Linked DNA regions of Homo sapiens: region 1 is linked to region 2. A link is a loop called in an ENCODE intact Hi-C map of the cell type or tissue named here. Cell type or tissue: mucosa of descending colon. All regions are shown on one strand. Links, peaks and the distances in the headings refer to the core of each region. The heading gives the core; the rest is flanking DNA. Region 1 overlaps LOC102723338 (a long non-coding RNA gene). Region 2 has its middle 110 kb from the start of GPAT3.

What was found. Hi-C counts contacts between places; a loop is a spot of excess contacts. Peaks named below come from ENCODE experiments on the same cell type or tissue, not always from the same donor. Only the 100,000 strongest peaks of a DNase experiment are listed, where the experiment ranks them.
Region 1: a loop joins it to region 2, with 8 times the contacts of the local background. A loop is called at or near these places in 15 of 110 quality-filtered maps.

What each region holds. Positions count from the first base shown.
Region 1 is chr4:84,522,986-84,538,586 of GRCh38, reverse strand. LOC102723338 (a long non-coding RNA gene) reads left to right here. Exons shown (of 8, transcript XR_007058460.1): 5 at 290-503; 6 at 2,578-2,672; 7 at 8,472-8,559; 8 at 10,322-11,767. Among named protein-coding and RNA genes, the nearest start is that of NKX6-1, 31 kb to the right of the region's middle. In mucosa of descending colon, for the core only: a CTCF peak has its summit at 9,213 (motif pointing right); no DNase peak of the experiment used is centred there.
Region 2 is chr4:83,637,613-83,653,213 of GRCh38, reverse strand. No RefSeq gene overlaps it. Among named protein-coding and RNA genes, the nearest start is that of GPAT3, 110 kb to the right of the region's middle. RefSeq lists an enhancer at 13,018-13,067. In mucosa of descending colon, for the core only: a CTCF peak has its summit at 8,346 (motif pointing left); no DNase peak of the experiment used is centred there.

The sequences.
Region 1 (15,601 bases), core at 7,977-10,476, 880 kb before region 2:
AATCACAATGGTGGAATGTCATCAGTTAAGGCTATTTTCACTTCTTTTGTGGATCTTCAGTTGCTTCAGGCCATCTGGATATATACGTGTGGGTCACTGGGGATATGATGGCTTAGCTTGGGCTCAGAGGCCTGACAGTGAATTTGTCATTTATCCTTCAATTTTCATCTCAATACAGAGGCTTTACCTCCATGTAGCCTAACTGAACAACTGCAAGAACAGGGCCTTGTCCCATCGCTGCCCCATGGACATACCTAACATGATATATTACATTACTGCATCTCTTTAGGTCTTTACCTCTCAACTGAACCCTGAACTCCTGGAGAATAGATGCTGTCGGGAAATCACCAGCTTCTCACAAAGCAATGATCGTTGAATAAATCCTTGTTAAATAATGACAGTTTTCCTTTTTGGATTGCTGTGATCTCTACTCCCATCACGACTGCTAAGCCTTGGGCAGGAGACCTTGTATTCCCAGCCAGCTATTCTTCCCACCGCCATCCGTGAGTATTGGATGAAAGTAGCCAGGGCCGGGAAGAAACATGGGGATAGTAGTGTCTGAAAACTTCCCACTAAAGCATTTCCTGTCCTACTTCCTGCCAGTTCCTTTTGCCCAATTAGAACTGAAAAGGGATATGGTATGTATATATACCCCATATCAGTATATCATCATCATATATATAGATATATATAGATATAGATATATCTCAATTCCCCCAGATGCTAGGTAGTATGGATATAATCCTGCCAAAATAGGCTTCCTCCAACCTTTGCTTCAAATCAAGGCACCAGTCTTTGGAGCGCACTAGTAGGTACTAGGAACAAGAGATGAAAAAGTTGGTCACAGTTGGTCCTGTACATGTCCTTATATTTCCTTCCAGTCTGAAATGTGAGTGTGAAAATACACTATTTTTTAGACAAAATGTTTGTAATAGTTTCTTCTAGCCTGTGCCTAACTCAAGTTTTTTATTTCTCTTCTCCACATCTCTGTCCATGAGAATTTGTAATAATAGCTAAACAGTTTTTTTTAATATTATAGTTTTTTTTTTTTTAAGTACAGAACCAAAACATAGGGGAAAAAGACCATTTTCTCCAAGGAGATGAAGAAAGAATAATAGTTGAAATAGAAATATCAGTAAAATTTAGACCTTTGAAAGATGAGGAAGAGATGGTTTCAGAAACAATAGGATGGTTATCTATTAAATGTTTCTGAGAAATCAAGTAATATATATTACTGAAAAGTATACATTGGATTTATCAACAGAGAGGTTATAGGTGACTGTGGCAAAAGCTATTTTGGTGGATTGGTTGAGGCAGAAGCCAGATTTCGGTGGTTCGATAGGAGAGTGTAAAAGTGAAAGAAGAATTAGGGAGTAAATGCAGTCTTAGGATAGTCAGTAGCCCAGCAGTGACCTTGAATTGATAGTGGCAACAATCTGAATGGCTGTGTATCTCTTACAGGAGGACTCAATGGTAGGAGGGTCCTGTAGATTAGATAAAAAGCCACAAACATCTCAGTAACCTCAAGGTAAACAATTATGATCACATAAGTTGTTTAGAGAATTTGACCCTTAAAATACCTAGGATCTTCAAAAATAGATTATGTTCCTTGCATTTTGTTTGAAATATCAGAAATATGTTTAATATATTCATAAAGTTGGTCTGAAAATTTATTTCAGTGTTGAAGGGTCTACATATCTTTTTTGTTTGTGTTTTAGAAAATTCACTTCTGTGAATTATCCTATTTCTCAGTAATGACATATGAGATGATAGTATATAGTAGTCATAAAAATCATGCAAACAGCAACATGACATACTATTATTATAGTAATAAAAATATTAGAAAGCACAATATGACACTCCTTAGGGAGTTTTCATTTCAGATGCTTTCTTAACTATTTATTTTATTAAACTTTTTTTCAAGAAGAGGTCTCACCCTGTCACCCTATCTGGAGTGCAGTGGTGCAATCTTGGCTCACTGCAACCTCCACCTCCCAGGCTCAAGAGAGTCTCCCACCTAAGCTTCCTGAGTAGCTAGAACCACAGGCACACGCCACCATGCCTGAATAATTTTTTTGTATTTTTGGTAGAGATGGGATTTCACCATTTTGCCCAGGCTGGTCTCGAACTCCTGAGCTCAAGCAATCTGCCCACCTCGGACTCCCAGAGTGCTGGGATTACAGGCATGAGCCATCACACAGAGCCTAAACTTCTAATCTTGAAAAACTTCCAGACCTCAGAAAAATTACAAGAATATAACAATTAACATGTAAATACCTTTCACCGAGATTTTTCCACATTTGCCACATCTCTTTCTCTCTTTATATCATATATAGTTCTAGTATATTAATACACATAATGTTTTTCACCCTTTTGTTTGTTTGTTTTTAGAAACTGGGTCTCACTGTGTTGCCCAGGCTGGAGTGCATTTGAACACTCATAGCTCACTGCACCCTTGACCTTCTGGGCTTAAGCAATCCTCCCACCTCAGATTCCTGAGTAACTAGGACTACAGGTGTTTGTAATCACACCTGGCTAATATTTTTCTAATTTTTAAAATTTTAATCTTCTTTGTAGGTAGTTGGTCTCACTATGTTGTGCAGGCTGGCCTCAAACTCCTGGGCTCAAGGGATCTTCTCATCTCATCCTTCCAAAGGGCTGCGATTACAAGTGTGAGCCACTGCGCTGAGCTTGTTTTTTATTCTTCTTGTCACTTTTTTTCCCTCAACCAACTGAAAGAAGGTTACAGATATTATAACATTTTATCCCTAACTACTTCAGTGTCTGTCTCCTGAGAACAAGGACAATTTCTTATATAACCATGTTGCAATTATCAAATTCAGAAAATCGAATATGGATACAATACTATCTAATACAGTCCAAATTGAAATTTTGGCAATTGTTCTAGAAATGTCTTTTGCAAAAGCAATGTGTTTCTTTGTAATCCAAAATCCAAGCTACAATTACATACTCAATTTACTTTTTGTGCTTCTTTAGTTTTCTTTACAAGGGTTTCTCAGCTTTTCTTTGCTTTTCATGACTGTGACTTTTTGAAGCATGCAGCCTGTTGTTTTGTAGAAGACATTTTATTTTTTAACTTTTATTTTAGGTTTTGGGGTACATGTGAAGCTTTAGGTAAACTCATGTCGTGTGGGTTTGTTGTACAGATTATTTTATCACCCGGGTATTAAGCCTAGTACCCAACAGTTATTTTGTCTTCTCCTCTCTCTCCTCCCACCCTCCACCTTCCACTCTCAGGTAGATCCCAGTGTTTGTTGTTCCCTTCTTTATGTTCATGAGTGCTCATCATTTAGCTCCCACTAATAAGTGAGAACATGCGGTATTTGGTTTTCTGTTCCTGCATTAGTTTGCTAAGGATAATGGACTCTAGCTCCATTCATCTTCCTGCAAAAGACATGATCTTATCTTTTTTTAATGGCTGCATAGTATTCCACAGTGTATATGGACCACATTTTCTTTATCCAGTCTGCCATTGATGGGCATTTAGGTTGATTTCATGTCTTTGTTATTGTGAATAGTGCTGCAATGAACATACATGTGCATGTATCTTTATGGTAGAATGATTTATAGTCCTCTGGATATATGCCCAGTAATGGGATTGCTGGGTTGAATGGTAGTTCTGCTTTTAGCTCTTTGAGGAATCACCATACTGCTTTTCACAATGATTGAACTAATTTACACTCCCACCAACAGTGAATAAGTGTTTCCTTTTATCCACAAGCAACCTCACCAGCACCTGTTACTTTTTGACTTTTTTTTTTTTTTTTTTTGAGACGGAGTCTTACTCTGTCGCCCAGCCAGGAGTGCAGTGGCACGATCTCGGCTCACTGCAACCCCCGCCTCCCAGGTTCAAGCGATTCTCCTGCCTCAGTCTCCCAAGTAGCTGGGATTACAGGCACCACCACCACCTTTGGCTATTTTTTTTTTTTTTTTAGTAGAGACAGGGTTTCACCATCTTGGCCAGTCTAGTCTTGAACTCCTAACCTGGTGATCCACCTGCCTTGGCCTCCCAAAGTGATGGGATTACAGGCATGAGCCACTGCGCCTGGCCTTGACTTTTAATTAATAGCCATTCTGACTAATGATATGGTATCTCAGTGTGGTTTTGATTTGCATTTCTCTAATGATCAGTGATACTGGTCTGTTTTTCATATGTTTGTGGGCTGAATGTATGTCTTCTTTCGAAAAGTGTCTGTTCACGTCCCTTGCCCCCTTTTAAATGGGATTTCTTGTTTCTCTTTTTGTAAATTTGTTTAAGTTCCCTGTAGATGTTGGGTATCAGACCTTTGTCAGATGCATATTTTGCAAAAATTTTCTTCCATTCTATAGGTTGTCTGTTTACTCTGTTGACAGTTTCTTTTGCTGTGCAGAAGCTCTTTAGTTTAATTAGATCTCATTTGCCAATTTTTGCTTTTGTTGTCGTTGCTTTTGGCATCTTTGTCGTGAAATCTTTGCCCGTTCCTGTGTCCAGAGTGGTATTCCCTTCCAGGATCTTCCAGGGTTTTTATAGTTTTAGGTTTTACATTTAAGTCTTTAATCCATCTTGAGTTGATTTTTACATATGGCATAAAGAAGGGGCCCAACTTCAATACTCTGCGTAAGGCTAGCCAGTTATCCCAGCACCATTTATTTAAAAGGGAGTCTTTTCCTCATTGCTTGTTTTTGTCAGCTTTTTTGAAAATCAGATGGTCATAGGTGGACCTTATTTCTGGACACTATTTTGTTTCATGGGACTATGTGTCTATTTCTGTACCAGTACCATGCTGTTTTGGTTACTGTAGCCCTGTGATATAGTTTGAAATCAGGTAACATGATGCCTCCAGCTTTGCTCTCTTTGCTTAGGATTGCGCTGGCTACTCAGGTTCTTTTTTGAATCCATATGAACTTTAAAATAGTTTTTTCTAGTTCTGTGAAAAATGTCATTTGTAGTTGAATAGGAATAGCATTGAATCTATAAATTACTTTGAGCAGTTTGGCCATTTTAATAATATTGATTCTTCCTATCCATGAGCATGGGATTTTTTCCATTTGTTTGTGTCTTCTCTGATTTCTTTGAGCAGTGTTTTGAGATTCTCGTTGTAGCAATCTTTCACTTGCCTGGTTAGCTGTATTCCTAGGTATTTTATTCTTTTTGTGGCAATTGTGAATGGGATTGCCTTTCTGATTTGGCTCTCAGCTTGGCTGTTGTTGGTATATAGGAATGCTAGTGATTTTTGTATTTTGATTTTGTATCCTGAAACTTTGCTGAAGTTGTTTATCAGCTTAAGGAGCTATTTGGCCAAGACTATGGGGTTTTCTAGATATAGAATCATGTCATCTGCAAACAGGGATAGTTTGACTTCCTCTCTTTCTATTTGGGTGCCTTTTATTTCATTCTCTTGCCTGATGCTCCAGCTAGGACTTCCAATGCTATGTTGAATAGAGGTGGTGAGAGAGGACATCTTTGTTTTGTGCTGGTTTTCAAGAGGAATGCTTCCAGCTCTTGCCCATTCAGTATGATGTTGAAAAGACATTTTATAGGTTTTTAAATTGGGAAGAGCATCAGTACAGGGTCAAAAAGCTGGGATTCTAATTGGTGAACCACCACAAATTAGCTGGCGGTCATTTGCCTTCTCCAAATCAGTTTTCTTATCTTTAAAATAGAAATGTTGTCTGTCCTGACTGTCTCAGAGTTCTTTGGAAGATAAAATGATAAAACAGGTAAGAAATTACTTTAAAACTGCAAAGCAATTTAGAAAATGAAAGGCTTTACTTTAAGTTGTGAGTCGATGCTATAGATTTTAAAATGTTATCAGTTGTAAGTGTTGTTCATTCCGATAGAATACCATTCTGTTTTCCCTTCTTTCTCTTCCTCCTTCCTCTTCTTTCTGTCTTTCTCTACACACACAAACCCTTACCTCTAGTATTCCTAGAACGCAACGTAACAACATATTGCCAAAAGCTAAGTAGCAGGAGGAAAAATTAACATGTGGAATGTTTCAATATTTTTAGCCATATCATTAGAGTCATATTACCTAGTGCTTAATTGGTGACTCTGTTCTCAGGAGTGGTGAATGTAAGATATAAAATTATAATGCTGCAAGGGACCTTTAAAAATTTCTGAGGCCCAGTGCAGTGGCTCTCGTCTGTAATCCCAGCACTTCAGGAGGCCAAAGCGGGAGGATCACTTGAGCCCAAGAGTTCGAGACCAGGCTGGGCAACACAGGGAGACCCTGTCTCTATAAAAAATAAATTAGCTGAGTTTTGTTGCATGCAGCTGTAGTCCCTGCTACTTGGGAGGCTGAGGTGGGAGTATCAGTTGAGTCCAGAAGGTCAAGGCTGCAGTGAGCTGTGATCATGCCACTGCACTCTAGTCTGGGTGGCAGAGTGAGACAGGGTCTCTCTGCATCCTACACCCAGACTCACTCTGCACCCAGACTAGAGTGCAGTGGCATGATCACAACAACAACAATAAAACAACAACAACAAAAAGAAAAATTCTAGATCAGAGTGTTCACCTCCAGAGGTAATGAGTTGCCCAAGCCACACAGCTAATCTGCAGAATCAGGATGAGACATGCAGACTCTGTCTCCTGGTCCAGTGCCCTTTACCTCACCCTCATTTCCTGAGTTTATCCTGCCCCAGGGAGCCAGTCAATTCATTAAAAGAATGTAGTCTGTGGGGATAAATCTGGTGAGGATCAGTTTGGTCATCTAACCCTAGAGGCATTTGAAAGAAAGGGTGAATGAACAGGTCATGCGGAGTGAGAGGGTTGAGAGCAGGTGGCTGCTTCCAGGCCCCTCTCCTGCCACTCACCTAGGAGGCTGTACCAGGAGGCGGGTGGAGCTGCTCTGCCATGGGAGGAATTTCTACTTTATTTACATAGAAAACTTTATTTGGAAACAATTTTAAACTTGCATAAAAATTGAAAAAATAAAAATAGTACAGAAAACATTCAAATGTTCTTTACCCAAATTCATCTATTAGCAGTATGCCCCATGAATTTTATCATTTGCATGCTCGCTCTCTCTCTCTCTTAAATTGTGGTAAAATACGGTTACCATCTGAACTACTTTTAAGGGTACTGTTCAGTAGTATGAAGTACATTCACATTGTTGTGCCACCATTGTCTATCCACAGAACTCTTTGCATCTTGCAAAATTGAAACTCCATAGCCTTAAACCATACACACACACAAACACACACACACACATCTTTTTCGAACCATTGATAGTTAATTACCTGATGATTTCCCCCTAGATACTTCAGTGTATATTTTCTATTTTATTTTATTTTATATTTTTTCAGACAAGGTCTTGCTCTGTTGCCCAGCCTGGAGTGCAGTGGTATGACCATAGCTCACTGCAGCCTCAAACTCCTGGGCTTATGTGATCCTCCAGCCTCAGCTTTGCCTAAGCTGATCTTAAACTCCTGGCCTCAAGTGATCCTCCCACCTTGGCCTCATGAAGTGCTGGGATTACAGGGGTGAGTCACCACTCCTGGCCTTCAGTGTATATTTTATAGGAATAGAGATATTATCTTACTTAACCCCAGCACAGTGATCAAGTTCAGTGAATTTACAATGATGTAGTAGTTTTGTATAATCTACTGTTCATATTTCAGTTTTGTCAGTTGACCTAACAGCTCTTTCTAGCATTTTTACCCCTCCAGTGTGTAATTAAGCCTGGAAACAAATAATGCATTTAGTTGTCACGTTTGTTTAGCTCCTTTAATCTGGATTATTTCCATAGCTTTTCTTTGTCTTATGATTTTGACAGTTTTCAAGATTATACTTCCCCCTTTAACTAAGCAGAATATTCATCACTTGGGTTTTTCTGCTGTTTTCTTGTGGTTGCAGTCAGATTACACATTCTTGATAAGAACAGTACATGTGTGACATGCTCATCTCAAGGCTTCACATCTGCAGGCACGTGATGCCCATCTGTTTCTTGTTAGTGATGTTACATGAGGCCACCAGATCAAAGGGTTGTCTTATTTCTCCACTGTATAATTACTATTTTATTTTTCCCCCTTCCAACTAAGAAGTGATAGGTGGGAAGATATCTTAAGATCATGCAAATATCTGATTCCTCATCAGAATTTCTCTCTAGATTTGGAATCTATTAATGTTTCTTGCCTTATCCAATCTCACTATGATTGCAAAATGATTATTTTTAAATCCCTGCATTCCCTCCACATTTACCAGTCTGCCCTCAGGAAGAGCCCTCCCTGTCAGCAAGAGCCCTCCCTTCTTCTTATGTCTCTCTCTCTCTCACCTATCTATCTAATGTTAGTATGAACTTATGAGTTCTTAATTTTTCAATGATTTATAATTAATCATGCTAGTGCTCAAATTGTCATAGGTTTGGCCAGGAGAAGTCTCTTCAATCTGGGCACCTGTGTCTTTGTGACTCGCTCCTTTTTTTTTTTTTTTTTTTTTTTTTGAGTACTTTCTCACTTTCTGACTTAAGCTGTTTTAGGCACATCTTGTATCCCTCTTGCCTCAACTCTGGAATTGGTTACCACTACTTCTGAACTGGGTGGCAGCTACAGACAGAGGTGAGTATGCAGAAAAGAGGAATTGCAACACCAGGGCAGGAAGACTTTGGGCCTTTCTGTGATATAAGCAGAGTGGATAAATAATGCAATAATCTGGCAAACAGATTTGCTATTATAAAAAAAACAGATTTGGGACCTAAGTAATTTTGTGGCTTCATCAACAGAATAGAATAGTGGCTTGGAGTGTGAACTCTGGAGTCAGACAACCTGGATTCAAATTTCAGCTCTGTCACTTGCTAGCTGTATGTCCTTAGGCCAGACTTAGTTTCTTTATCTGTAACATGAAATTAGTAATGGTATTAATATCCTAAAGTAATACAAGGATCACATTAAACAACCCATATAAGTGCTTAGCAAAATATATGGCACATATTAACTGCTAATGAATCACAGTTATTATTATCAATTGTATTTGCCGAATTCTATGTTCTTTTTCATTTTTCCCATTTTACGTTAAATGAAAAACAACACCATTCTTTTCTAGTTGAAAACCATTCTGCTGATAGGGTTAATTTTTGTGAGTATATCTGGGGCTGAAATGACCATTTGGTGACATAACTTTTGTTTACAGCCATGATAGAAAATTTCTAGGTAACAAAACCAAGTATTGGAATTAATAACCCTAAAAGGTGTTCAGGAAACAATAGTGAGAATGCTCACTAGGGGGAGCTATTATAACAAATTATGTGGTGCTCCTTTTCAATATACTGCCTTTTTGCAAACTTCATAGTTTATTCATAATCTACCTTTGCTGTGAAGTGAAAATTGGTAAGTATTATGGTGTACTTTCATGCATACTATAAATATGAAAGCTGACTGTTTGAAAAGATAAAGATTAATATAATCTGGTGAGAACAAATGCTTACTAAATTTTGAAAACTGCACTAAAGTCTCATTTTGTCTTGGCCAAAAGGATTGTATAAAAATTGTAAGAGCCAACTTAATCAGTAGGGGTATATAGTGAATAAAGTCTATTAAACACATTAAATAGTGAAAGAAGAACCAGCCATTTAAAATAGTTGACAACATTTTCTGAAGCGACTGTAGAAAGTGAAATAAAGAGAAATGAAATGTAAAAGCACAGTTGACCTTTGAATAACACAGGTTTAAATTGTGTGGGTTCACTTATACAAAGATTTTTTTCAACCAAGTGCAGACTCAAGATACAGTAATTGCTGGATGTGAAACCTGCACACATGGAGGGCTGACTTTTTCCGCAAATTCCGCTGGGCCCATTTTGCGACTTGAGTGTGCTAGGATTTTGGTATATGCAGGGGTCCTAGAAACAATCCCCCATGTATATGGAGGGATGACTGCCGTTCTCCCAAATCTTGCTCCACCAGAAGGACAGGAGCTTTAACAGAAAAGCAGTAGCTTTGAATCAGATGTAATCTAGCAATTTGGGTATGACATAACAGCAGGGGAAAGCATCTAGTCTGGTCGTAGGATAGTCTGGGTTCGGGAACCTCCCTTCTTGCTGCATGATGCCAGGCAAGTCGTTCAGCCTCTCTTGGCTCACCTCTGTTAGGAGGGGTTTGGAGTGCAAAGCCTCTTTTTAGTTCTGACACTCTGTGATGCTGATGGTAAAAAGCAGTAAATTGGTTTAAGGTAGCTATTTGCTTAACTTTTAGGTGTTCCTTGTTTGCTTCAGCCAAAGTTTTCCTAGCACCCAGAATCAGAGTTATAATTTATGTATGCAAAAATTTCTAACAAGCATGTAATTGATTTTTTTTTTTTTGGTTTGGTTCTTTTTTTTTTTTAGGTGGTAAGGGAGTAATTGCTTAGGATTGGACTGAGCTGAAGAATGTTTAGCCTGGCGGTACTAGTGCAACTGGAAGAACAGATGAACCATAGTTTGCAACACAAAGCCAAGTCAACCAACAGAAGAAATATATATTTTAAGAAGATTTTATATTTTCAACTGAAAACGTTCATGTCAGTTGTGAATGTATTTGTAATTGGCAGCCCCAAATCATCTCCCTTTTTATTTTTGAGAAAGTGTAGTGTGCTTTAGTATTTGGAACATTCATTTAAACCTATTAAATTATATTTTAAAATGCACTGTTCCCATTTCAATCAAAATTGGTTTTATACTATATATTGTAACACTAAAGTGCTTCTGGTAATTTGCTTGTAAAACCAAAACTCTTTTAAATTTATCCACTTGTCCCTTTCAGAAATGACGTGTTTGTGCATAGGACTTGTTAGTATTCTGATTCAAACAAAACTACAGTACATGTAAAAACATATTTATAGAACATAAATAAGAAAATGTGAACCCTGAAGAATATTTGATGGAACTAATGGACTATTCTAATTTTTATGTGTGAAAATGATAATGTGATTTTTTAAAAGAGTCCTTCTTTTTTAGACATGCACACTGAAATAATTATAGATGAAATTATGCAATGTCTGTGATTTGTTTCAAAATAGTCTGGTGCTTAGGGAGAGAGAAGTGGGTGGGGAGAGAGATGAAATAAGCTTAGTTATGAGTTGGTAATTGTTGAAGCTGGGTCCTATATATATATGGGGGTAAGGTCATATTCTATTCTACTTTTGCATAGATTTGAAATTTTTCATAATAAAAAGTTAAAAACAAATCACACACCAAAAAAACTCCCAAACCCAACTGTCATTATTTAATAACTTTGAACTTGGTATGGACCTAAGAAGGCATCTTTTACAAGGGAAATGTGCAGTTCCAAGTCTTTTTCTTGATGATTGGGTCTGAATGTGTTAATCAATGCTGCCCTGTCATAGCCCCGACATAGGGAAAATGCTGAAATGTGATTTTTAAATCATAAAAATGTGCCCATAGTAATAGCTCCATCTTTTGCACAATATTTAAATCAATTCATTGATTTCCAGTTGCCTGATATTCTTATTTCAGTAACAAAATAAACGATACATAGTTCAGTAAAGTTGAATCCATTTGGGTTCATTTGTGCTCGAAGTCTGAAGCCAAGTAAGATCTGCTTCTTAGCTGCATGTCAGGGGATAAGGCATCAGTCTCTTTGTAAGGCTTGGTTTCCTTTTTTTTCTTTTATCGTACAGTTTCTAACCACGTTCATGAATAGATAAATTAAGGACAAAATACATCTATATCCCTCCTTGGCTCTTTGTTTATTTGCATATACAGAATTACTAATATAGTCCATGTCTGTAAATGTCTTAAAAATGTCTCCATTAAAAAAATCCAGAAAAATGATACTTTTTGACTTCACATTCCCCTTTTCCCTCTTTATTTTTCTGTTTTTTTTTTTTTTTTTTTTAACGGCAAAACTCCTCAAAAGGGTTGTCTATACTGGCTGTCTCCAGTTCCTTTCCTCATATTGTTTCTTGAATTCTTTCCCATATTCTTTCTTTGACTTCATGAGGGCTTTTGCCACCACCACCACCACCCTGTTCTTGTCAAGGTTGTTAATGATGTTCTTTTTGCAAAATCTGAGTGTCAATTCATCCATCTGACATGACCGACCCGCAGCATTTGACATGGCTGATCACCCCATGCTTTCTGATACACTTTTTCACTTTACTCTCAGATAATGGTATTCTCCTGGTTTTTCTTCTCCTTCACTGGAAACTCTTTCTAGTGTTTTTTGCTGATTCTTCCTTATATTCTTGATTTAAGGCTCAGGTTCCAGTCTTTGAAATCCTTCTTTTCCCTATCTATGCTTAGTATCTTGCTAATACCATTTAATCTCAACCCAGCTCTAAATATTATACAAAAGCAGATGTTCTCAAATTTATACCCAGCCCAGACCCCTTCCTGTGAATTTCAGGCTCTTATATGAAACGACCCCCGTGGCCTTTTGGATGTCAAAAAGGCATCTCAAAATTAACATGTCTAAAATTGAATTATTAGTCTTTCTAACCACCCCAAACCCTGTTGGCCTCCCTGCAGTCCACCTCATCTAAGTGAATGGCTGCTGCACAATTCCTGTTGTTCAGGCCAAATCCTTAAAGTCATCCTCCCTCCTTTTTATAACCCACATTCGACCTTTGCACAAATCCTGTTGTTTTTACCATAAAAATATATCTAGACTCTATCTCTCACTGTCTCCATTGTGATCACCCTGCTTTCTCTACTGTATTGTTTCAAAAGCCTCCCAGTTGGTCTTTCTATCTTTCTTTTCTTTCTTTCTTTCTTTTTTTTTTTCTGAGACAGAGTTTTGCTCTTGTCGCCCAGGCTGGAATGCAATGGTGTGATCTTAGCCCACTGCAACCTCTGCCTCCCAGGTTCAAGTGAGTCTCTTGCCTCAGCCTCCTGAAGTAGCCAGGATTACAGTCATCCGCCACCATGCCCAGCTAATCTTTTTTCTGTATGTTTAGTTAAGACGGGGTTTCACCATGTTGGCCAGACTAGTCTTGAATTCCTGATCTCAGGTGATCCACCCGCCTCGGCCTCCCAAAGTGCTGGGATTACAGGCGTGAGCCACCATGCCCAGCCTGGTCTTTCTTTGTCTTTGCGGCTCAGCAGTCTATTCTCCATACAACAGCCAAAGTGGTTCTTTTTTTTTTTTTTTTTTAAATTATTATACTTTAAGTTTTAGGGTACACGTGCACAACGTGCAGGTTTGTTACATATGTATACATGTGCCATGTTGGTGTGCTGCACCCATTAACTCGTCATTTAGCATTAGGTATATCTCCTAATGCTATCCCTCCACCCTCCCCCCAACCCACAACAGTCCCCAGAGTGTGATGTTCCCCTTCCTGTGTCCATGTGTTCTCATTGTTCAATTCCCATCTATGAGTGAGAACATGCGGTGTTTGGTTTTTTGTCCTTGCGATAGTTTGCTGAGAATGATGGTTTCCAGCTTCATCCATGTCCCTAGAAAGGACATGAACTCATCATTTTTTATGGCTGCATAGTATTCCATGGTGTATATGTGCCACATTTTCTTAATCCAGTCTATCATTGATGGATGTTTGGGTTGGTTCCAAGTCTTTGCTATTGTGAATAGTGCCACAATAAACATACGTGTGCATGTGTCTTTATAGCAGCATGATTTATAATCCTTTGGGTATATATGCAGTAATGGGATGGCTGGGTCAAATGGTATTTCTAGTTCTAGATCCCTGAAGAATTGCCACACCGACTTCCAAAATGGTTGAACTAGTTTACAGTCCCACCAACAGTGTAAAAGTGTTCCTATTTCTCCACATCCTCTCCAGCACCTGTTGTTTCCTGACTTTTTAATGATCGCCATTCCAACTGGTGTGAGATGGTATCTCATTGAGGTTCTGATTTGCATTTCTCTGATGGCCAGTGATGATGAGCATTTTTTCACATGTTTTTTGGCTGCATAAATGTCTTCTTTTGAGAAGTGTCTGTTTATATCCTTTGCCCACTTTTTGATGGGGTTGTTTGTTTTTTTCTTGTAAACTTGTTTGAGTTCATTGTAGATTCTGGATATTAGCCCTTTGTCAGATGAGTAGATTGCAAAAATTTTCTCCCATTCTGTAGGTTGCCTGTTCACTCTGATGGTGGTTTCTTTTGCTGTGCAGAAGCTCTTTAGTTTAATTAGATCCCATTTGTCAATTTTGGCTTTTGTTGCCATTGCTTTTGGTGTTTTAGACATGAAGTCCTTGCCCATGCCTATGTCCTGAATGGTATTGCGTAGGTTTTCTTCTAGGATTTTTATGGTTTTAGGTCTGACATGTAAGTCTTTAATCCATCTTGAATTAATTTTTGTATAAGGTGTAAGGAAGGGATCCAGTTTCAGCTTTCCACATATGGCTAGCCAGTTTTCCCAGCACCATTTATTAAACAAGGAATCCTTTCCCCATTGCTTGTTTTTGTCAGGTTTGTCAAAGATCAGATCGTTGTAGATACGCGGCATTATTTCTGAGGGCTCTGTTCTGTTCCATTGATCTATATCTCTATTTTGGTATCAGTACCATGCTGTTTTGGTTACTGTAGGCTTGTAGTATAGTTTGAAGTCAGGTAGCATGATGCCTCCAGCTTTGTTCTTTTGGCTTAGGATTGACTTGGCGATGCGGGCTCTTTTTTGGTTCCATATGAACTTTAAAGTAGTTTTTTTCCAATTCTGTGAAGAAAGTCATTGGTAGCTTGATGGGGATGGCATTGAATCTATAAATTACCTTGGGCAGTATGGCCATTTTCACGATATTGATTCTTCCTACCCATGAGCATGGAATGTTCTTCCATTTGTTTGTATCCTCTTTTATTTCCTTGAGCAGTGGTTTGTAGTTCTCCTTGAAGAGGTCCTTCACATCCCTTGTAAGTTGGATTCCTAGGTATTTTATTCTCTTTGAAGCAATTGTGAATGGGAGTTCACTCATGATTTGGCTCTCTGTTTGTCTGCTATTGGTGTATAAGAATGCTTGTGATTTTTGCACATTGATTTTGTATCCTGAGACTTTGCTGAAGTTGCCTATCAGCTTAAGGAGATTTTGGCCTGAGACGATCGGGTTTTCTAGATATACAATCATGTCATCTGCAAACAGGGACAATTTGACTTCCTCTTTTCCTAATTGAATGCCCTTTATTTCCTTCTCCTGCCTGATTGCCCTGGCCAGAACTTCCAACACTATGTTGAGTAGGAGTGGTGAGAGAGGGCATCCCTGTCTTGTGCCAGTTTTCAAAGGGAATGCTTCCAGTTTTTGCCCATTCAGTATGATATTGGCTGTGGGTTTCTTTTAACACTTAACTCACATAACTCAGTCCTCTGCTCAAAACCTCCCCCTAGTGAGATGGGAAGTCCCTGACTCCTGCCCACCACCTCTCCATACTGTCCCTTCCTACTCATTTCCTACCTCTCTGCCCCTCCTTACCCTCCCCAGGTACCCTGGCTTCTTTGCTAGCCTGTGAACACACCAGAGCCCAGGACCTTTGCACTTGGTGTCTTCTCTGCCTTGAGCCATCTTCTCCACAATAATTGCATGAGGCCCTCACTTGAATGACATTGTAATAGTAAACTCTTGCCTTCACTACATCATTTAAAATCGCACCCTTCACGCCGTCACCAATATCCAGCACCCCGTATCTCCTTCCTGCTTCTTTCCCTATAGTCAT
Region 2 (15,601 bases), core at 7,169-9,668:
AGTACATATCAATAAAAGAATGATTTTAGTTCAGGGGAAAAAATGATTGCATAAACTGACAAGAGAAAGAACTCACACATGTTAATCCATCACAGCAATTGAATGAAATGCCTATCCTATTGTTGATAATGATAATATGCATAGCTACTATGTATTGGACACCTGTACCAGGAATTATGCTAAATTGTTTTACATTATCTCATTTAATCCTGATGACTAAACTATAGTGAAGGAATTGTGCCCTGGATTACAGATAAGAAAATGGGATTTTAGAGGGAGGAAGTAAACTGCCCCAGATTACACAATAGAGAGTAGTGGGAAAAGGATTCCGATCAGGACTGCCTGGCTCTGCCCTTAACCTCTACTTACTGGCCATTGCCAGCTTTTCACACCTTTGTGACAAAAACCAGGATAGAGGTTCCGCACTGAGCCATTCTCTCTCCTTCTGTTAGTAACAACATCAGGGCCTGCCTGTCCTGAAACTAAACCAAGGGACTCCACGGTTTGGTTCCTGAGGCTTCCTGTCTAAAGGTATGCACAGGCTGGGCACGGTGGCTCACGCCTGTAATCCCAGCACTTTGGAAAGCCAAGGCAGACAGATCACCTGAGATCAGGAGTTCGAGCCGAGCCTGGCCAACATGGTGAAACCCCGTCTCTACTAAAAATATCAAAAAATTAGCCAAGCATGTCGGTGCACACCTATAGTCCCAGCTACTTGGGAGGCTGAGGCATGAGAATTGCTTGAACATGGAAGGCGGAGGTTGCAGTAAGCTGAGACTGCACCACTGCACAGCCTGGGTGACAGAGCAAGACTCCATCTCATAAATAAATAAATAAATAAATAAATAAATAAATAAATAAATAAATAAAAAAAATACATGCACTCTACCACCCTGGCTTCTCTTCACTGTGGTCAAACTCATAGTTCTCTTTCCTCGCATTCAAAGGTACTTGAACCTGGACCCATTCTCAGATGTTACAGACGTTGTTTCCTCAAGCTACTACACAGTCTTGGTACTGAAGACAAATATATTAGAGATGTCAACTTGTTTCCAGCTTCAAAGTTTTCAATAAAGCACAATAAAGCTTTCGATAAAGCCCAAGATTCATCTTGAATGCAGTGGACAAACTACTTCTGACTAAGGGCTTACTCACATATTTTTGTCTTCTTAGATACACAAGAAACACTGAGCTATTTGCATGGCATTACTGAGCTTTAGATATTTTTGTATTAATTTTTTTGAGACAGTCTCACTCTGTCATCAGGCACTCTGTCATGCCAGAACTAAACTGTGGCACGATCTTGGCTCACTGCAGACTCAAACTCCCAGACTCAAGTGATCCTCCCACCTTAGCCTCGAAGTAGGCGGGACCACAGGCATGGCCACCATGCCCAGCTAAAAGGGTATTTTATTTTTAATTCAAAATGAAATGCCAGAGAGCAGCTTACTCATTTGGAAGGGACCGTCCCTTCCTTTGATTCTCCCAGCCTATGTAAGGGCTCCAATAGCTCTTAGCTTGGGTCACCTTGACCTGCAGCTATCTGAGGACTTGATTCACCAGTTAGTCCAAGCAGAAAACTCTCTGAGAAGAGATTTCTTTTGCTGATCTTCCGTTCTTAGGGCCCTTTATGTCCTCAAAAAAACCGTTGTTGAGTTTAATTTTACCTTTAATTCACACCGAAACAAAGTCAAAAGAAAACCCATCTTATAGAGTGACCCACTCATCCTGGTTTGCCAGGGACTTTCCCAGGTTGGGCACTGAAAGTTTTATGTCCTGGGAGCATCCTCAGTTTGGGGCAAACCAGGAAACTGGTCCTCTCTGGCATATGTATACCAACTTAAAAGTCAGCCACCTACCCAGGAAAAAAACAAAAAATATCTTACATAAACATTTGGCCTTTTCCAAAAACCAAAATGGAACCTAATATGGCAGATTTGGAGACACTCCAAGCTACACAATGAACTTAAAAAGAAAACAAGATTTTACCCCTAAATATATTTCTTTTCTACGCTCTTTTAAAGAACTTTATAATTACATCACAACTATCAAAACATACAAGAGGAGGGGTCAGATGATGGCAGGGAGAGGCCAGATCCTCAGTGTGTGCTTCAGCTCTCAGAACTCCAAGTTAATGTGAACTAAATTGTACCTGTGTCATTTCAGCAGCATACTGTTGCACATGGTTTTTGGTTTTAAGTCAATGTTTCTTAAGGGCCAAAGGGTTAAGGAGAGGTCGCAGGCACAATTGGAGAACCTAAAAACCAGATATCATTCTTGAGAGACTATAATAGCCTGGTGATCAGTTCAAGAAAATCACAGTCATTCAAGATGATGTCTTACATGCACTGGCTTCTCTGTAAAATGAATTTACCTTTTCATTATTATTTACTGAGTGAGCCAGTATTTCATTTGTATGGATTTTATCCAGCAACTGGGGGGGAAGAAAACACAGAAAATCTAATAAAAAAATGAAGCTGCTGTACAATATTTGGAGTCTGTATCCTGCCTTTGTAGGTCATGTTTCTGTTTTTATGATGTTCATTTTAGAAAATGAAAAATATGTATACATACAGAGATATGCATTTTATGTATTTCAATTGACAGCAGATTTGACCTGACAAGTGTGGAGACATACTTATGAGGAATGACAGCAACCAAATAGTGGCAAAAATAAAACCACAACCTCACAAGCAGGTTGGCCTCATAGGTTTATCATTTCAGTAATAATGTGGAATCTTTTCTGCCCGGCACAGACGTTTCAGCTCCACCATCTCGGGATGGGTGGTAGAATACAACACAGTTAGATTTGGCACTGGGTGCCATTCCCCATGGAGAAAGTTGAACTTCTAGAAAGCATGTTCATTAGCAAGTATCCTCCTCTTAAAAGGGACCTTCACTAAACCTTCAACCTTCCATTTCTCATCATCTGTTGTTAACTCCTGGGAGGCAGGAAGCTTCACAATCAAGCATATTGTTTATAGTATCACTGCATTGTGCTGCACGGTACCATCCAGGCCAGAGTTCACTCAAAAGCCTTTAGAAATTAAAATATCTTGTGCAATAATTTTCCAACTGGACCCTGGTATATGATCACATGACAGATAGCAGACCCTGAAGAAAATCAAAATATTTTACCCCCAAATATATACATATAGAGAGAGAGAGAGAGAGAGAGAAAATATATATATCATATATATTTCTCAAAAACATGTATGTCATATATATTCCTCAAAAATATATGTCATATATATTCCTCAAAAACATATATGTCATATATATTCCTCAAAAACATATATGTCATATATATTCCTCAAAAACATATATGTCATATATATTCCTCAAAAACATATATGTCATATATATTCCTCAAAAACATATATGTCATATATATTCCTCAAAAACATATATGTCATATATATTCCTCAAAAACATATATGTCATATATATTCCTCAAAAACATATATGTCATATATATTCCTCAAAAACATATATGTCATATATATTCCTCAAAAACATATATGTCATATATATTCCTCAAAAACATATATGTCATATATATTCCTCAAAAACATATATGTCATATATATTCCTCAAAAATATATGTCTTATATATTCCTCAAAAATATATATATCATATATATTCCTCAAAAATATATATATCATATATATTCCTCAAAAATATATATATCATATATATTTCTCAAAAATATATATATCATATACATTTCTCAAAAATATATATATCATATACATTTCTCAAAAATATATATATCATATATATTTCTCAAAAATATATATATCATATATATTTCTCAAAAATATATATATCATATATATTTCTCAAAAATATATATATCATATATTTCTCAAAAATATATATATCATATATATTTCTCAAAAATATATATCATATATATTTCTCAAAAATATATATTATATATTTCTCAAAAATATATTTATTATATATATTTCTCAAAAATATATATAATACATATTTCTCAAAAATATATATAATATACATTTCTCAAAAAATATATATTATATATTTCTCAAAAATATATATATTATATATATTTCTCAAAAATATATATATTATGTATATTTCTCAAAAATATATATATTATGTATATTTCTCAAAAATATATATATTATATATATTTCTCAAAAATATATATATTATATATTTCTCAAAAATATATATATTATATATATTTCTCAAAAATATATATATAGAGAGAGAGACAGAGTCTCACTCTGTCATCCAGGCTGGAGTGCAATAGCATGATCTCAGCTCACTACAACCGCTGCCTCCCGGGTTCAAGCAATTCTCCTGCCTCAGTGATCCCAAGTAGCTGGGATCACAGATGCGTGCCACCGCGCCCGGCTAATTTTTTGTATTTTTAGTAGAGAAGGGATTTCACCATGTTGGCAGGCTGGTCTTGAACTCCTGACCTCAAGTGATCTGCCCATCTCGGCCTCCCAAAGTTCTGGGATTACAGGCGTGAGACACCGCGCCCAGCCCCGAAACATATTTATTGACATATTTTGAAATACCCCTGCAAAGCCATCTTTTGTAGGAGAAGTTTGCATCTGTAGAGAATCTCCATCAATGCAGCCAGACCTTCCTTTTCCAGGCCTTCTAGGCTCAGCTGACTTCAAGTCTTTAGACAAAGCTGAAGTTTTTCAACCACGTGTCAATCGGAAAAGTCTTTGAATCCACCTGTGGCCTGTAAGCACCACCCCCTATTCAAGATTTCCCACCTTTTTGGGCCAAACCAATACGTACCTCCCATGTATTGATTTTATGTCTTTGCCCGTAACTCCTGGTCTCCCTAAAATGTATAAAACCAAACTGTAACTCAACCACCTCAGGCACACTTTCTCAGGACCTCTTGATACAGTTCCCCAGGCCACGGTCACTCATATTGGCTCAGAATATACCTCTTTAAGTGTTTTACAGAGTCTTTCATGAACAGGAATATTCATTCCCATTCTATCTCTGATTGTTAATACTTGACCACATTTTGTTTCCCCAACTCTTCGGCTGTTTTGACAGTGGTAGAAAGATCACCTGTCAAGCATTGCTTACAGTATCCAAATACAGGAAGTGGCATTCCCTTTTCATCAGTGAAGCATCTGGGTGTCTCTACCCAGATCCAGAGCCATAGGAGCAGCTCCAAACCTTCTGGGTCCCCCAGGAGAGAGTCCACAGTCACTCATCCAGTGCTCAGAGCCTGCCAGAGTAGAGGTATCAGCTGGGTCATCCATCACCAGGATAGGAGGTGCAACAGGCGTCAGCTTGTTTCTACACGGGCTATTACAACATCTCTAGGCCCCATATCCATTGCAGATTGCCCCTAATTTGAGAACTCAAGGTAAATCTTAAATCTTTGCTTGAGCTGAAAACCAAAATTCAAGCTAAAATTAACAGTAAAACCTGCAGTAATTCTGAATAATGATGGTCTCTGTAACAATACAGCACCAGAAATTAAATACTAAAAACCTATTTGAAACAACAGCTCTGTGGCCCACTTTGATGGACACAAAATAACGCTTTTGTTGTTTGTATGAAGTAACATTAAAGAGGAAAAGGGGAATACAAAATGGCATTGTTAGGACAATGTAATCGATTGGTTATCATGATGCAGAATATTTATATGTACATTAGTAAAGATAGAAGATTATTTTGAGTAATAAAGTGGTTTAATAATTATTTTTGGTAAATCTGTTTACATTTGGAAAGAAATTTGAATGGAAGAGAGAGATGTGCAGAAAGAGTTAATATAACTTTAAATGGAACTGGTTTTAAACAAGTGACTCTGTGCTGCTGTCCCACAAAATGCTCCCTTAGAAACCTCTGGCATCCCTCAGGGTCAAACGTGCATAACTTAGTGACCATTTCATCCTCTGAATCCGTAGGTGCCACCCTAGTCACACATTACACTATCACCTTTAACTTTGTCATTCTTCACTCTGCCTAGACCAGAGCAGACTTTTAGAGAATCAAAAGTACAGCCCCACTGGAAATGAGTAAAACCCTACCCCCCAAATAAATGTTTGGTCAGATGGTGTTATCCATCAGAGCTGAAGGGACATGAGGCTAGTGAAGAGAAGATTCTGGGCTTTATGTTAATGCTGACCTTCTCTGGAGCAACGTGGTCTCTTTAGCTTCCACACATGTCTAATCACTAGGGAGTTGTCTAGCTACACGAATTTTTCACATTTGTCAGCTAAATCAGCGCTCCAAATGCACAATGCAGCACTTAGAAACATTATGTGAATTTATTAAATTCTCTGGAGGACTTTGGGTCCATAAAGCAGTAAATTGATTACAGAGAACTGAGGCCATAATATTTTCATCAGCAGCAAAAGCTGCTGTGCTCCCATATTGTGCATGGCATATGAAGAGAAGCTGTTCCTCACTTCACTTGAGCTGGCAGGCTGAGAATCACACAGGAAACAAGGGGAAGGCTCTGGAATGCATCAAAATGATGCGTCATTTAATCAGTTTCTTTCAGAACGCCAGCTTTCAGGTACGCCTCTTATAAGAAAACTAAGGAAAAATATAAATAGCCTCTTCCTGCTTTGGATTTGCCTATGAATGCTTTCAGAATTAGCCCTCATGATCATAGCTGTTCATTGACTTTACCATGAAAGAGCGTATTGACATTATTATCAAAATAAGGGGCATTAGTAGCAGGTCAGGAGGAAACGATGGGTCTGTGTTGATGACATGGCTTGGATACTAAACATGCTTACATGTGGTTTGATGATCACATAACTGATGACCAATATCCCCTCCAAAGAAGGAAGGGAGAATCCTAACACTTTCTAGGATGCCCACCATGCCAGGAATTATTATAGGTGCTTTTCCATAGATTATCCTATTTCAAACTTTGCAACAATCTTAAGAGCTAGGAATGATAATTCCTGTTTTTAAGGGAGAAAGCCAAGGCTTAGTAAATTGCCCAAAATCACACGGCTGAAAAATTAGGTTGGAATCCAGACCAGGACTGTGTGTTTCCAAAGACACCCTTGTTCTTTGACCCCATTTCAAAATCTTTGATGTTCGTGTCTTCTAAAAGATTTCACTCCCCAGAAAGTAATTGGATAGCTTTCTGCTGCTGCATGGGAAAACTTTTGTCGTCTCAAATGTTTCTGGAGGGAGAGGAAGGGGTAAATCTCGGGGCAGTCGTGTTAGTGTCCTGGCACTAGAGCTGTCATTTTAGAACCTGCGAGAAGACTAGAATATTCTAGGCTAGTCCTAGAATATTATTTTGGCCATTTCACTGTGTCTTTGAGCCTTCTTCGGGCATCCTGGAAAAGGGAGTGATTATGACATTTAGGTATGATGAATGATAATCCTTTTTAAATCTATTAACTGGATTTTGATAAACATCTAAAATGACCGTAGTTCTTCCCTCTGCATTGAAAGGAGTGATGCAAGAGGAATAACCAGTGTGTTGGCAATTCTTACTTCTTGGTTGCCTCCAGACTAAACAAGGTCTTCGTATAGAGGAGCAGAGACCTTGCTACAGGAAGACCATGGAGGCAGGGAACAACCACTCCTCTCCTTGCACCACAGCTCTTGGACTGAGTTCTTTGGCTGTGATGGAAAAGAAGCAGTGTCTCTATAAGGCCTAAAAACCCCTGGCTAAAGGCTAATCTCAAAGGGAGGGCTCTGTCTTACTAAAATTTGTGGATTCCCAGTGCTTGGCAGACTGCCTGGTACACAGTAGACCCCCAGTAAGTGTTTATTAGATTCAATTGAAATATTAAGACAGCTCAGCAGTTTGTCAAGTTATAAATGCAGGAGTATGAGAATTACTTTGTGAGCTGTTTTTAAATATAGTAATTTGTGAGCATAATTGTATTTCATATGTGGTAATTCACAAAGTTAAGCCCAGCACTTCCCAGTTCATCTTAAAGCTATCTATTCAAGCAACTCTTGACTCTATAACAAAAACTATCCACTATCCATTATATCTGAATTTTTCTCAGCATATGTGCCCATCCAGAATAGTATTTCAAAACTGGAATTATCCAGGCCACACTGGAGCATATAATCAACTTGGAATTAGCCATTTTTTTCTTTTTTATTATTTCTTCCCCATATTGGCTGCAGTTGTATGAATTACAGATTTTATCTCCCTCAGACTTTTTTGCTTATGGAGTGGGGTGACTGATTTTGGTGCTTTCTCTTTTATTGCCTGTCTGACGTTAAAAATCCTATCAACCGTTCGGAAACTAATCTAATTCATTTCGAGAATAATGTTGTGAACTCTATTTACAGAATCCAAAGCCATAAAGCTTCTAATGCTACGTGAAACAGCACCCCCTACTGGCAATGTTGTCACATTACATCATCATATCCTCAGCACTGAAATCCATCTCTCTCCTGTTGAGAAACTTTGACAAGTAACTTCACAAACAGAACCTATTTAAAATACTTCAAATAGAACAAATCTCTTACTCTGTTTTACCTTCATGGAAACTATTCCTTGATAACAATTTTTGCTAAGAAAGGAAAATATGTGATCTCCCTTTTTCTAGGACCATAAAGTTGTAAAAGGCAAGTTTATTTCAAACTTAACATCAGGTGGGTCCAAACCATGCACTTCATGTCTCTGTGTTTCAGCAGTACAATTCTTTGTATAGCAAATGTACTTTCTTACAAAACACCAAAACTAGCTTTAAAAATAATTGCATATGATTTTTTCACTGTGACCATTTATTCATTCCCGACCACAGCATTCATTCAACAAGTAATTTTTTTTTTTTTTTGAGATGGAGTCTCACTCTGTTGCCCAGGCTGGAGTGCAGTGGTGTGATCTCAGCTCACTGCAACCTCTGCCTCCTGGCTTCAAGCGATTATCTTGCCTCAGCCTCCCAAGTAGATGGGATTACAGACACGTGCCACCACGCCCGACTAAAATATATATATATATATTTTGTATTTTTTGTGGAGACAGGGTTTCACCATGTTGGCCAGGCTGATCTTGAACTCCTGACCTCAAGTGATTTGCCTGCCTCTGCCTCCCAAATTGCTGGGGTTAGAGGCGTGAGCCTCTGCACCCGGCTACATTTAACAAATATTTACTGATCATCTAGGCTTGAGAATACCACAGTGAATAGCATGCATCTGGTCCCTGCCCACATAGAGCTTACAGCTGAGGTGACAGAATAAACCCATCCAATGCTGGATTTGACTAAGGAAACATCTGTGGAATCACAGAGCAAGGGTACTAGCATAGCCAACGGGAATTCAGAGAACCTTATCGCTGGCACTGTGAGTGCCCCAACCATTCCCCAGGACACACTGAAAGTTACTTGGCGCTTCAGTAGATTGTTCTCATCTTATTCTTGGTTTCCCGCATCAAACACCTGCATTTCTCTGGCCGAGGACTTCTGCTAGCGACAAAATGGGCAAGCTAAAAGTACCAGGGAATTAAGCAACCCTCAGCCAGTGAGGGACAGGAGTTGGTGGATAGACACCCTAGCTCCCTTGCCCTTCAATAGATAATTCTGAAGTGTATTCCACTCAGGCTCTTAGAAAGTCCCTGGCCAGGCACAGTGGCTCACACCTGTAATCCCAGCACTTTGGGAGGCCGAGGCGGGCGGATCATGAGGTCAGGAGTTTGAGACCAGTCTGGCCAACACAGTGAACCCTGTCTCTACTAAAAATACAAAAATTAGCAGGGTGTGGTGGTGTGTGCCTGTAATCCCAGCTACTCAAGAGGATGAGACAGGAGAATCACGTGAACCAGGAGGCAGAGGTTGCAGTGAGCTGAGATTGCGCCACTGCACTCCAGCCCAGGTGACAGTGCGAGATTCAGGACAGAAAGGAAGAAGAAAAGAAAAGAAAAGAAAAGAAAAGAGAGAGAAGGAAGGAAGGAAGGAAGGAAGGAAGGAAGGAAGGAAGGAAGGAAGGAAAGGGAAGGAAAGGAAGGAAAGGAAGGAAAGGAAAGGAAGGAAGTCCCCAGTAGAATGTGCACAATTCATTGTTAACAGGACTGCTGGGATTTCAACAGGCTTGGTAAATGACATTCATCTTTCTCACAAATGTTGTGAGGCAATTAAGAAATCCGACCAAAGAATAAGGCAGCTAGGAGAATAGATATCACATTGTTAATATTGAAAAATGAGGCTACGTCTCTAGGCAAGTAGATCACATTGCACTCAAGAATTAAACTGCTGGTCTTTTTAAATTTTTATTTATTTTTTTGAGACCTGGTTATAAGACTGGCTAATTTTTGTATTTTTCGTAGAGATGGAGTTTCACCATGTTGCCGAGGCTGGTCTCAAAATCCTGAGCTCAAGCAATCCATCTCCCTCAGCTTCCCAAAGTGCTTAGATTACAGGCGTGGGCCACCGCACCCAGCCACTGCTTATCTTTTGAATCCCAAGCACCACTGGACTGGGCAAGCCTCTGAAAAACAGGGCCTGCCTGGTGCATTTATGACAAGGATGATCAGAGTGGAATGCAAGCTTCCAGAAGACAGGCTCCTCCCAAGAGAAAAAGGGAAGAGGCTGAGCCATTTGGTCAGTTATTCCTTCCACATTCACCAGTCAGATAAGTGACGTATCTTCCAGAAAGGAGCAAGGAAGGGGCATAAAAACACCAAGGAAGGGACCTAGAGAAGACACTATGTCTGAGCCTAAGAGGAACACACATCATCCAGAAATCCTAGACTAGTGGAGCTCCCTCCACAAGAATAAAACCTCAACAGTGGGAAAAAGGGTCCCCACCACCACACACTCCATCCCATGTCAAAACTTTAAGAGAGTTTTGCTAGTCCAGTGATTCCCTCATACCACCATTCAACATAGTAAATAAAAACAACATCTTTTGTAATTTCCATACTGTCAACACTCTTTCTGAGTGACACTGGTCCCCAATTAAGACAGCAGTAATCAATTATATGAACAAACAATAATCAATTATATGAACAATAATCAAGTCTCTATAGCATTAATAAATGGATTTTAGCCATGTAGTGCCTACTTTTAAAAGGCACTTAAGAAAGGCTTCACTTTTTTCTAATTATTCTTTCAACATGTATATAGCCCTTACTATATGCTAATACGGTGACATATTTATTTAACACTCACAATGACCTTACAAGTTGAGTACTAGTACAAGTTGAGTACCACTACTTAAATGAGAAAACTAAGAAAGCTAAGACTCTTGCTGAAGGTCACAGAGCTAATAAGAGTGAAGCCAGGAGTAAACATTGGTGACTTTTCTTTTTTTTTTTGAGACAGAGTTTCGCTCTTATTGCCCAGGCTAAAGTGCAATGGCGCAATCTCGACTTACCACAACCTCCGCCTCCCAGGTTCAAGCGATTCTCCTGCCTCAGCCTCCCGAGTAGCTGAGATTACAGGCGCACCACCACCATGCCCAGCTAATTTTGTATTTTCAGTAGAGACGAGGTTTCTCCATGTTGGTCAGGCTGGTCTCAAACTCCCGACCTCAGGTGATCTGCTCGCCTCAGCCTCCCAAAGTGCTGGGATTACAGGTGTGAACCGCTGTGCCCGGCCCACCTTGGTGACACTTATGTCAAAACTCATGCTCTGAAGTACTGTCCAATCCTTCCCTCTAATCATTAAGCTAGATGTTTGTCTTAGGAGGTCATTCAATGTGTTTTAAATTAGAAATGCCAGTAGGACAACCAGTTAGTGAATAAAGCAAATGGACTCAAATATTCTGCTTCATGAGTAATTGGCCCTCAAATGCACAAACCAAAATTTGCTAGAACAAAAGTCCACATAAACTAGGAAAAGGAAGAAAACGGTTCCATCATTTTTGACAAACTGTTGCCAAGTATCTTCCAACTTAAAATTGGTCCTAATAATAACTCTAACTCTTTGAGGTTCTATTTATCCCTGTTCTCTGTATCAGTGAGATTCTCTTATTTCTATGGTTTCAATTTTCATAAATACCACCTGTAAAATACATACAATTCTGTAAAAATGGTACAAATAGAACATACATGCAATTAATACTGCAATTACAGCCCCTTACTGCTTAGTTATTTGCTCATGTCTTTAAGTTCAGAGAAATGAGGGATGTACTCCTAGCACCTAAAATGATACCTGACAAATATTAGGGGCTCATATAAACACTTACTCAAAATACTGATTTAAATGAATAAATAGCTTTCAAGTGTTTAACTCAATAAAATAAGACACTTACAGGATTTGTCTCTTTTGGAAATCTTAAAAGGTATGTTAAGTGAATCCAAAATAGATTAAATAACTGGCTTTGTGGTCAAGTTTTTTTCTTAATGGAAATAGATTATTGGACCTGGAGTAGACACTACCTCTGAACCTAAGAGGAACACACATCATCCAGAAATCCTAGACGTGGTGTTGAACACATCAATTCAATGTGTCTTTAATTCCTCTTGGGAAGAAGATGAGTTTGTACTGTGTCTACTCAGGAAAGTTACAGCATTTAGGCACTTTGGGAATTGCATGCATGGGGAGAAGGGTATGGATGTGTTCTGGTATCTCAGTAGCAGAATGCGATAGGTTGCGGTTGCTCTTTTTAGTTTGCTCATTTGCCCAGCAAGCCTTCCCACTCCCTTCCTAAGGTAACATATTCTGTCTCTTCTTCTCCACCCCCCAACCACTGAGGATGATCACCCAACTCAAGCTGGCTGTTCATGGTGTCTCATTCCCCAGAATACATGATTGGTACAAGGCTTGGCATGAGACCCAATCAGGCCAGGGTCCTTCCTTGAGATTCTTCTGCTTGTAGCTAGCTGAGTCATAATGTGGAAAATTATTCAAAATCTGGATTTCTGATAACAACCTTCCTTGAAGCAAGATGGAATAAAACCAAAGGCCCTGGTTCCTACAGCAATTCCTTCTTCTGTGAGAAAACCCCTTCTTGCCGAAGCCAGTTTGAAATAGGTTTCTGTCACCTGATGCTGAAAAAGACCTGACTAATATACTAGGTCTTTGCCATAGTAGGATAATGTAACCTCCCTTTGTGACATTGGTTCTATGGAGAAATGTATTCAAGTCTCAACAGCCCGAAAGCCGTCATGAACTTTGTAAGCAGTCTCCAGCAAGTTGAGGATGAGTTGAATTCAATGCATTCATAATGCTGACCACAAGATGGCGCCTAAGACATTCTTTCAAAGGCCACTCATGCCCTACGTAAAGAATCCTAGATTCTATTAGGTTGCAAAATCCTTCCATTCTAGATTATTCCATAAGCACTCTGGTAGTTACAATGTAGCCTTCAGAGTATCATGCACATAATGGTCTTCAGTGAATGGTCAAATCACCAAAACACTGAACAAATATGAAAAGATGATGTCTGGTCTTTTCTTACAGGATAACAAATCAACCAGCAACATGTTCAGGAAATTTAGTCAAATAAAAATGCTCTATGACAGCTGAGATCAGCAAACCCCTATTATGTATTCATTAAATTAACCTGATTATCTTCCCTGTCTTCAAGGGCAAACAGAACTTAACACTATTTTTAAGTTTTTTCCCTACTGACAACTTAAGGTCACAAGTTCATGTCCCTGTCTCTCAACCAGGTTTAATGTCCATCAACTGGCCCAAGAAGTCTCCTCAAAGCTTGCCTTCAGTTTCCAGATACAACCTACAACACATAAAGTAAAAACCAAAATACGTTACATCTTACAGATTCTTTGAATTACGTTTTAAGGTGAGCTCATGAAAATGGAAGGAAAAGGCCTCTCGGGTAAAGTACAAGGCTCCTACTACCATAATAAGTTTTGTGAACTTTCTTTACGAAGAAAAGTTTTTCCCTCTTGTCTCTCCTTTGGTAGTAAAACACCATCACATGTTACATTCTATTCAAAGCCAGCAATTTTCCTTTTGAGCACTTGGCACACATTTTGTAATTATATGTTTCTACTTAATTGCTTTTTTTTCTCTCCTCCACAGTTATCTATCTCCATGAGGGAGGAACTATATTTTGTACTACTATGTACTTAGCACCAACAACAAAAACCAGCACTCAATAAATATTTATGTAGGCACCCAATAAAGTTATTGAATGAATAAACAAATGAGTGTCAAAAGTATGTCAATACAGAGAATTACTATAAAACAAGTGCAACTATTTATCAAGATCCAATCCATGTCTTGATAAATAATGGAAGGTACAGAAAACAGTCTCACATGCCAACACTTTTGGGTTGGTAGAAAAGCCTTAGTCAGTCTATTAGTCTGTTCTTGCATTGCTATAAAGAAATACCTGACAGTGGGTAATTTATAAAGAAAAGAGGTTTCACTTGCTCATGGCTCTGCAGGCTGTATAGGAAGCAAGACTGGGGAGGTCTCAGGAAACTTACAATCATGGCAAAAGGCAGAGGGGAAGCAGCATGTCTTACATGGCCAGATGAGGAGGAAGACACTGGGAGGTGCTACACACTTTTCAACAACAAGATCTCATAAGAACTCATTCCCTATCATGAGAACAGCACCCAGGGGAAATCCACCCCCATGTTTCACTCACTTCCCACCAGGCCCCACCCTCCAACACTGGGGATTACAATTCAACATGAGATTTGGGTGGGGACACAGACCCAAACCATATTGGTCAGAGAGCCCAGGATCACTGGTATCCAACTCATCTCCAGCACATCCTCTCCTCTAACTAATACAGAGGCTGACTACAAACTTCTGGATCTATTTCTGTCCCCACCAGAGTTCTTCCTAAACTCTTGGCCATACATAGATGAAATCTACCCCGGTCTCCAACCCTAAACAGGGTTCTTGTCCAGTCAACATATTTCTAGCCACCCTCTCATTTGTCTTTTTCTCTCCTTGTTCTATTCACTGTTTCCTGGTCATCTCTGTCAGATTTTCCTATTTTTATTAACTATTCAGCCAAGTTCCAGCTTGTCTTCTGTCTAAAAAGTCCTTTTTTCCCACAGATTACTATATGTGCAGAAATATCTGCATAGAAGATGGAAACTGCCCACAACAAAGGGGATATTGAACAACGCTTTACTGCCTCTATACCTGTTAGGGTTATTTAACTTTAAGGAACAAAAATTAACTCTGGGTGATTTAAACTAGAAAGTAACAGAAGTAATTCATAGAATCAAAATTTTTAAAAAGGCTAAAAGTGGTGACTCACACCTGTAATCCCAGCACTTTTGGAGGCGTAGGTGGGTGGATTGCTTGAGCTCAGGAGTTCAAAACCAGCTTGGGTAACATAGCAAGAGCCTATCTCTACAAAAACAAAAACAAAAAATTAGCTGGGCATGGTGGTGCACACCTGTGGTCCCAGCTACTTGGGAGGCTGAGGCAGGATGATGGCTTGAGCCCAGGAGGTCTGGGGTGCAGTGAGTGGAGATAGCACCACTACACTCCAGCCTGGGCAACACAGCGAGACCCTGTTTCAAAAAAAAAAGAAAGAAAGAAAATGAAAGGAAAGGAAAGGGGAAAAAAGGCATAGAAGCAGGCTTCAGGAAGGATAGAAATGGCTGCTTTGAGGATCTGGGTAGCAGGAAATAATGAACAGGTTCTCTCTTCAAGATGCCTTCCACAAAGGCAATGAGTTCAGTCCATGTTCAGTCCTTATGGACAATTCACTCCAGAT